Linked DNA regions of Homo sapiens: region 1 is linked to region 2. Evidence: read pairs that join two places in POLR2A ChIA-PET (ENCODE). Cell type or tissue: PC-9. All regions are shown on one strand. Links, peaks and the distances in the headings refer to the core of each region. The heading gives the core; the rest is flanking DNA. Region 1 overlaps PLB1 (phospholipase B1). Region 2 holds the start of LOC124907747 (a long non-coding RNA gene).

Region 1 (4,394 bases), core at 221-4,220, 550 kb after region 2:
AAAAAAAAAAAAGTTTTGGATTTTGGAGCATTTCAGATTTCAGATTTTCGGATGAGGGATGCTCAGCCTGTATTAGAAGGGGAAGCCAGCTCTGTCTGGCTCTGGAGGCTGAGGGGTGAAGACGTCCTCTCAGGCACCTTCTCAGGACCAGGGTTCTCTACTCTCTGGGGAGGACTCTGTCCTCTGGACCCTGCTAATTCTGGTTTGACCTCCTTCTCTGGCAGGTGACAGTGGCCCTATATCTGTGAATGCTTTACATGGAACACCCATACCAACCAGAGGCACCCCTGTCCTAGAGATGGGCCTCTAGGAGGGGGCAGATCAGCTCTGGACACACTTGGAAGTAGGTCCCAGCAGTGGCCTGGGCGGTCCCCGGGCCTCAGACACACAGCTTGACTCCATTCCTAGCGTTTTACTCTTCCCTCTGGAGGCCTGGAGGGTGCCTTGTGGCTGCCATGGCAACAGAGGCGGGGTGCAGGGGTAGTTCCCCATGCACACCCTGAGGTGGGCTGAGGCCTACACCAGGGTGGAAAAATCCTAGGATATCCTCCCCTTAGGCTTTTCCAGGTTAGAAGATGGGGTGGTCACAGCCCTTTCACACTTCGGCCCTTGGGTTTTCTAAGGAATTTGCTAAGGGTGCCACTGCCCTTAGCAGTGAGGATTCTTAGTAGAATCGGGGAGAAGTATCTGTCTGACCTGAGGATCATCCTTGGGCAGTAGACTTTTTTCTCCTGGTACAGCTCCCTCAGGTTGACGATCTCAAGCACCGTCACCAGGTTCACAAATGCCCGAGGAACCTGAGAAAAGGCAAACTCAGTCACCAAGAGGATGAGGCTGGGCAGCCTTTCACCTCGGTTTGGGGCCTGCTCCTCCTGCTGAAGTTTCAGATCTAGGGACTTCCATCTGCCCCCATCCACTTCCTCCACCCGTCCCTGCTCCCCCTCTATGCATTTGGGCTGGGATCCACAACAAAGGTGACCTGCCAAGGAGGTCTCAGCAGGATGCCAGAGCTTCCTCTAGGCTAGGTCTGAGGTCTAAGATGCAGGCCTCATGGCCTAGCCTCCGTACCTCAGCATGGAGGATGTCCAGGGCCTTTCCAATGTTGTCTGTGAAGTTCTGGGGAGAATAGTGGACCTGCAGGAAGAGGAAGTGTCCCTTGAACACCATTTGTCACCTAATCTCTCTACAGAACAGGGCTACTTTCTCTCTTGGGTCCCCTTCTTTTTTTTTTTTCTTTTTTTGAGATAGGATCTCACTCTGTCTCCCGGGCTGGAGTGCAGTGGTGTGATCATGGCTCACTGCAACCTTCACCTCCTGGGCTCAAGCAATCCTCCCACCTCAGCCTCCCAAGTAACTGGGACCATGGGTGCGTGCCACCACACCTGGCTAATTTTTGTATTTTTTGGTAGAGATGGGGTTTCCCCATGTTGCCCAGGCTGGTCCTGGGCTCAAGTGATCCATCCACCTCAGCCTCCCAAAGTGCTGGGATTACAGGTATGAGCCACCGCACCTGGCCAGAGTCCCCTTCTTTCTGTATTCAGTCACAGTGGGCAATATTGAAATAGTGTTTGTCTTTGGGGCCCCAGCCTGGACACCAGCCCCATGATCCTCAGGTTTGTCATGGCTGTGGCCCTCAGGGAAATGCCTATGCCTCTTTTTTTAATTTTATTTATTTATTTATTTATTTATTTATTTATTTATTTATTTATTTATTTTTTTGCGTGGAGCTCTGGATCTACTCCATATCCACTAACTGTAGAGCCAAAGCATCACATCTCCAGGCCCCTCTAACATGGGGATGTCCGAGCAGATGACTCTAAGATCTCCTGCAATCTGAGCAGCCTCTGTCCTATGGCCCGATCTCTTTTTCTTGGAGCCTCAGTGTCTGGGGCTACTGAGCACACCCTACATGTATGAAAGCACACCCTACATAAATCAAGGCAATAATGGGAGGGGAAGAGGGGAAGAGCGTCCTGTGAAACACCGGCCACACCAAGCCTAAACACATTTTAACTGTTTCTCCTGATCTCGATATTTGCGGTTTTAAAGCTTTCTCAGCAGTGGAACTCTTTCTCTGATTGAAATCTAACCAAAAGCCCTGCTGTATGGAACATATGAAAGCTGTGTCACTTAACATGAGCAGGGGAGGGGCCCAGGGTCCCACCTCCCCACGGGCTACCAGCAGCCCCAAGGCTCCCCTCTGGGCCCTTCAGATCACAGCTTGAAAACTCCTGACTCCTGGTGACTTTGATGCCAAGAAAGTGGGTTGTGAGGGGCCTGGGGGCTGGGGCATCCCTCCAGGTAGGTGCTCACAGGCCAGAGCAAGGCCACTACTTCCTAAACCTCACTCTGCTGGTCCCCTTTCTGTCTGACAAACCTCCTCATCTTCAAGCCTGAGCTGGAAAGTCTCCTGCTCTGTGTAAATCTCTCCAACAACCCCCTTTCCCACACACCAGGGTCCCACAGCAACTTTGCTTTTTTTTTTTTTGAGATGGAGTCTCGCTTTGTCACCCAGGCTGGAGTGCAGTGGCATGATCTCAGCTCACTGCAACCTCTGCCACCTGGGTTCAAGCGATTCTTCCGCCTCAGCCTCCCAAGTAGCTGGGACTACAAGCACTTGCCATCACAACCAGCTAATTTTTGTATTTTTGTAGAGACAGGGTTTCACCATGTTGGCCAGGCTGATCTTGAACTCCTGACCTCAGGTAATCTGCCTGCCTCGGCCTCCCGAAGTGCTGGGATTACAGGTGTGAGCCACCACACCCAGCCAACTTTGCTTTTAGACCTCTCTTCTGTGTGTATCCCTACAACAACATCCTGATGTCTGCTTTGTGCTGTGATGAACTGCCTGTCTCTCTCTCCGCTGGCAGTGCAAGTTCCTGAGGACAGGGCCTGTGTTTCCTTCACCACTGCCTTGCTCCTAGTACATTCCTGGCATAGGCGTGGGTGGGAGACTAGTGGGTATGCCCTGTCAGGCTTCTATCAGCTCAGAGACTGAGGTTCCAGGAGGACACGCAGCATCCATGGAGCAGCAGCCTTGATCTTGGGTTTCCCACCAGCCCAGAATGACTTGGCTCTGAAGCTTGCCCAAATGCCTGCAGGAAATCGACCTTCCCATACAAGTGACAGCACAAAGGTGGAAAGGGCAAGGCTGCTGGAGACTGGGGAAGGGAGCTAACCTGTGACTCTCTGTGAACATGGGAAAGATTTTTCTAGTCATTGGGTGTTATCTTGCTTTCTAGAATGATATGATCAAGCTCCCTTGATAGGAAACTTAATCAGGATCAATCTTATAACTAATCCTGCTTGCCCAGCTGAATGGTTCCCTGGAGGTGAATGCCTTCTCAGTCTCAGGGTTCATCCCAGGCTGGATCCAAGACAAACCATGAGCCTGAGTCCCAACTTAGCTGTACTCCTCCCGGGCAGAGCAAGTGACCGGGCTGTGAAAATCCTTCTCTGGGGGTGAGTCTTGAGTAAAGTGCCTGGAGACCTACCAGATCATTGCAGAAATCACAGAGGTCATTGCCGCCTATAAACAGGGTTATTATCTTCCAGTCTTCCTGAAAGTGTATCCTCTGAAATGAATAGAAACACAGAAGTAAGCACCTTGTCCCAGAGTCAAGTCAAGGAAAACACAAAATGCTTGCAAACTAGAAAAGATGGGTCCTCACACACCAGAGTGTCTCATGGACTTCTGAATTTTCTGTTCCTTGCTTTTAGGGTCCTGAGATCATAGGTGCTAAATGGTTCATTTATTTTAGGTGGAATCACTGAACTTGCATGTGGCTCTGTCCACACACAAAAGCACACACGTCAGTTTCCACGTGTCCTGGTGGGAGTGGATACAGATGCCCTCTGAGCTCTGTTCCTCCATCTCCAGCATAGCAAGGAAGTGGGGAAGGGATAAGGAAGCTGGTTTTGGCCATGGGAAAGGAATGTTTGTTCCAGAATCTTCTAGAAATCCTGAATTCTAATTGTGCCTTAAGGGAGAAAGACCATCTTTCATTAAGAGGGAGCTCTCCAAATTTGGAATACTCACACTGGTGACTAGTTCTGCCCATGAACTAGTCAAGCCAGAGAGGCTGAGTAGGGTAAGGTGGCAGCTCTAAGCACAAGCTCTGAAAAGATTTTGCCACCTCTGGGATCTGTCTCCTCCAAAGAGGACCTGGAAAAGCATATGAAGTCACAGGGCTGTGTGGAGAGGGTGCAGCCATACACATTCCATAAACTATGGCCCCAGGGCAGCCACGGCCCTGCAAGCCTCTTATATTGCCCCAGGCCTACATAGCTTTGCTTCCCTGATCTACACTTCCAAAAGAGCGTGGAAGGAGGAAGGTGAGAACAAGATCCAGGAAAGTTTGACATTAAGGGTAGAAATACCCTGAGAACCTCCC
Region 2 (4,394 bases), core at 64-4,063:
CTTCAGGCAATATTATCATCATCAGCTGGGTGCCTTCCCCCAGACAATATATGGGCATAAATATAGATTATCTAAGCACAAGTGCAGATGACATAAGCAACTGATAGATTTACCACACACTTACCAATACCATGAGCTCCAGATTTGCAGGTATAATGTAAAAGAGTCATATCTGTCAATCCATCTCTATCATTCACATTGCAACCTCTCTTAAGAATCTGAAGCAGTCAAGGAAAATATGGTTACAACCTAACTACTGAGGTACCTATTGCTTTCAAACCAATGCTGAGGAACCAAGTTAGTCTATCGTATCTGAATTACTTCTCAGTAAAATGTATAGACAGTATGAGCATATCTTAAGGGTAAATTTTTAAATCTGTACTCAACAACAATAATGAAAACTGAACTTGTCAGCAGGCTGAAGGAAATTCTTAAAGATTATTCCAAAGGTAATCTGGCACTCCAAATATGTTCCTCTCAAAAATGAGCAAAATTTTATTTCTATGCGTGTAATGATATTTGAAAAAAGTATAAGCACTCTCTTCCTACAACACAGCAACATACTGGTCAAGGAACCCTCCCTCAAAAAATCTAATATTCTTAAAGACTACATTCAAGCCTATATATTTACCAAACCAACCAAAAGTGTAAATAGAACATGATGGTAATCAAATCCCTTTATGAAATGCATAAAAGTTTACAAAATTAATTTTACAAAGAAGGAAATATGAAAAATGCCCCTCCCTGCACCCGCCAGGAGTCTACAAATGTCAGAAGTACAGAGCATGAAGAAATAATCAGAAGAATATATAGTATTAACTCACTGCCCCATGAAAATCCTGGAAATACAAATAAATATCAGAACTTTTAAAGGGTTTCTCCTTTATTACCATCTTCCTTTCAGATGGGGAAAAAAATCTATACCATTAACAATCCTAACAATGCAAAACTTAAAATGTAAGAATTCCTTACCTCATTTCCAATAATGTCAATGTTTTGTTGGACCTGAGGAACCCACTGTCTCAAAATGGCAAATAATTCTGAAACTGAAGTTTTGGGATCAAAAAGAATTTCCTGGCATGATGCATCATTAGGATCAAAGAAAGAAAATTCTGAAATAAAAAAAGATGCAAATTAAATTTACTAAAAGTTTCAAATAAATATATTGAAAATAATAAACAATAAAACCAAGGTTCAAATGATACAAATATTTTAGATGCTAAAAAAAAATCAGAAGTATCTAAATAAGGAAAATATTATGAACATTTGCTGAGCACTTACTAAATACTTTAAAAATCCTCACCAACACCTTACCTGGCAGGTATTATTCTCATTTTGCACATGAGGAAAGCAAAGCTCAGACTAAATAATACCAGCTCAACATCGCACAGCTAGTAAGTGGCAAATCTGGGGTAGAAAACCAGGTCTGTCTCCAAAGTCTATCTTCTTTCCTCTATTATTCTACTTGCTGAGGTAACTCACCACTGAGCTCAGATTGTAACAGCATGCATAAGTAGTGGGACTCATTGAGGTTTTTTTGTTTTTGCTTTCTTCTTTGCATTTATATATTTTCCAAAATTATACTATGTACACATAGTTCTTACTTCTAGAGTCAGCATAACTAAAAGATGAGAGGCACCAAACTAAAGACACATATACAAGCAGAGCAGCAGTCCATCAGAAGAGAATCAGAAAGATTGAACTGAAATGTGATAACATTCGTAAGCTTAGACAACAAAATGGTCCTGTTAGGCAAAAATCAAAATAGAAGCCAAGACAAACCTTGGCCTCTGAGCCAAAGTCCCACCCCCAGCTCAGGAAAACCTGTAAGGACCTATTCTCCAAAACACCTACTTAAACTGCACATGAAGCTTGAACTTCATTTCTTGGTCAGCATGACTCAGCACATTGCAGCAAATCAGTAATGACTAAACTAACCCACTCATTCTAACCAGTGAGAATTAAGCTGTATGAATTTCCTTTTCTAGGCTTTATAAACCTTACTATAACCTTCGTGAGACAAGCTTCTTACCACTTTTGATTTGGAAGTCTCCCTATTTGCAGTTTTTTACTAACTTAATATTTATATTAAGAAAAGCACCCTGAATTTTCTTTTGACAGTTTTTGATGTCAGAAGCAGGATCAGAAGAAGACCCCTGTGAAGCCCCAAGGCCAGTAACTAGGTGCTGGTACCCAGGGCCGCAGCACTGGCTGCTCTCTCACCCAGCCATGGAGTTCTAGAGTAAGTCTCTTTTGAATCTGAGCTCTCCTCCTTCTGTGTAGAACTCTCCAATTATGCTGAACAACCTTTGCTGAAACTTCTCAGGAAGTCAACCTATTCTGTTCAAAAGGGGGAAGGGTGAAACACATGATTCCCTGTGTTCCAGAGCAGCTGCTGAAAAAAGAATCCTTAATAGTTAAGACCTTTCAGAGAATCTAATGCAAAGATGGGGTCCAAAAACACTGTGGATCAGAATCTTGTGAACTTTACAAAGTTCACAAGAAAAAATAGGTGAACTTTACAAAGAATAATTTGCAATTTCAGTGACCACTTCGGAGAACCTTTAATTTAGGTAAGATAGTCTGCCTTTGGGAGTGCCCTTGAAGGAGGAGTATCCTAAGCCTTTTGGAGACAATGGAATGCATTCTTTGATTTGTATGCAGAAGCTGCTGAACACAAAATGACTCAAAAATAGCTTCTCTAAAAGCATCCCTACAGCACTCAAATAAAAAAAAAATCTTCACTAAAAAGCTGTAGCCATCTGAGCAGGTAACCTTGACTTGTTCCATCTCTCACAGGTACAATTTGGATCCAGCTTCTTTTATAAACCAATAAGCTTTGTATTATTTTAATTGACACATGGCTAAAATTTGGAAATGAAAGCTATAAGATCTCTGTGTCTGTCTGTATACACAAACAGACACAGAGATCTTATAGCTATGTATGTTCAATAGACATAAGTAAAAACAAGTGCTTATATAAATTAAGTATTCCTGAAAACTCTCAGAAAAATAGGAACTAATCCAAATGCTTTTCAAGTTCATGTGACTTGGGTAATTTTCAATAAACAAAAACATTGTTGGTTTAGTTTAAAAAACCAATATGCCTTCAGAGTTGTCAGCATTAGACATAAGGCAGACGTACAACTTTGATTCTATGTAGGTCTACTAGTCAAATAAGCTCATGTTAGACAAGTGAATTACAAATAAGCCTCTGCTATCTCTAAGTTACAAAATTTCTCAGCAAGAAAAACAAGATGATGCTTAGCTATTTAATGTCTCATGAAATTTTCGTAAGTAATCCAAGCATAATTGTTCAAAACAAGTGAATTAAATCAATGTAAGTCCACATAAGATAAATACTGAAACATTAATTGCTGAACATAAGCTTATCTACTTTTGGACAGAGAAACTAAAGATACCTGGGTGTGTTAGTAAACATGTCCTGTGCTACACTGAAAAATTATAATATAAGGAAACGTGCTTCTAGAAATTATGGTGTATTTACATAGATTTCTCAATCTACAGAATGCTAGCGTGACAGTCAAGAAAAAATGTGAAGTAGGAAGATATGTTTTTTGCTGAAAAAGAAAATGAAGGAAAAAAACCAAAATGGCTATAGGAAGTTCAGAAGAGGGAGAGAGAATCTTGTGTGATTAAGCTGGCTAAAATTGAATGAATCTATTATCATTCATATCAAAATAATGCATAACTAGCATTTCAGCTCCTGTTAAAACGACTAAACTTTCTTGGAGTATGGGCCTGCTCTTGATGGGAGATTGTGAAAGGTTTTTCTTTAACTTTTGAATGGTCTGCCTAGAAAGCAAAGATTCTGTATTTTGTCAAGATAATTTCATGTGCTTCGTGCTGTCTTTGATTAAGTTTCTCTCTCAAAAAGTCAAGGGGTTTTGTTTTTTTTTGTTTTTGTTTTTTTTAACAACTACATGGCTTTCTCTGTATTTGCCTTTGAAATCTTTGTCACTTTGGTTAAATGGATAACTAAATACCTGTAATCCTATTTAATCAAGTGCTTTGAATCTTGAATCTTTTGGGTATTCTTTTTATAAACGTCTCAAAAATCAAATTCTGAATGAAGTCTTTTCTGACCTTAGACTAACTCTGGGATTTTTCAACGGCCCCTAGAAAATCTTGTTCTATTTCTTTAAAAAAAAAAAAAAAAAACACAGACATTAAACTAATTAAGCATCTTTGCATGGGAAGCATTGTCAAATAAATGTGAAACTAACTAGGCTTATTTGATATGTGAAACTAACTAGGCTTATTTGATCTATTACACTGCATGAGAAGCATTGTCAAAGGTGATGCTTAACCTTATGTTATTTTTGTATGACTATATTATTAATGTAAGTGTTTTAGAAATTGTATGAAATTCC

The links. Peaks named below come from ENCODE experiments on the same cell type or tissue, not always from the same donor. Only the 100,000 strongest peaks of a DNase experiment are listed, where the experiment ranks them.
Region 1: POLR2A ChIA-PET joins it to region 2 with 5 read pairs; 1 of 35 experiments calls an interaction of 5 or more read pairs at or near these places.

Annotation. Positions count from the first base shown.
Region 1 is chr2:28,578,808-28,583,201 of GRCh38, reverse strand. PLB1 (phospholipase B1) reads right to left here. Exons shown (of 58, transcript NM_153021.5): 23 at 3,495-3,575; 24 at 1,069-1,134; 25 at 697-797. Among named protein-coding and RNA genes, the nearest start is that of PLB1, 85 kb to the right of the region's middle. In PC-9, for the core only: no CTCF peak of the experiment used is centred there; no DNase peak of the experiment used is centred there; H3K27ac peaks cover 125 bases.
Region 2 is chr2:29,127,976-29,132,369 of GRCh38, reverse strand. It overlaps CLIP4 (CAP-Gly domain containing linker protein family member 4), which reads right to left. Exons shown (of 16, transcript NM_024692.6): 3 at 973-1,112; 4 at 125-218. LOC124907747 (a long non-coding RNA gene) reads left to right here and starts at 2,022. Exons shown (of 2, transcript XR_007086264.1): 1 at 2,022-2,242. In PC-9, for the core only: no CTCF peak of the experiment used is centred there; DNase peaks (open chromatin) are centred at 1,879, 2,349 and 3,517; H3K4me3 peaks cover 3,727 bases; H3K27ac peaks cover 3,822 bases.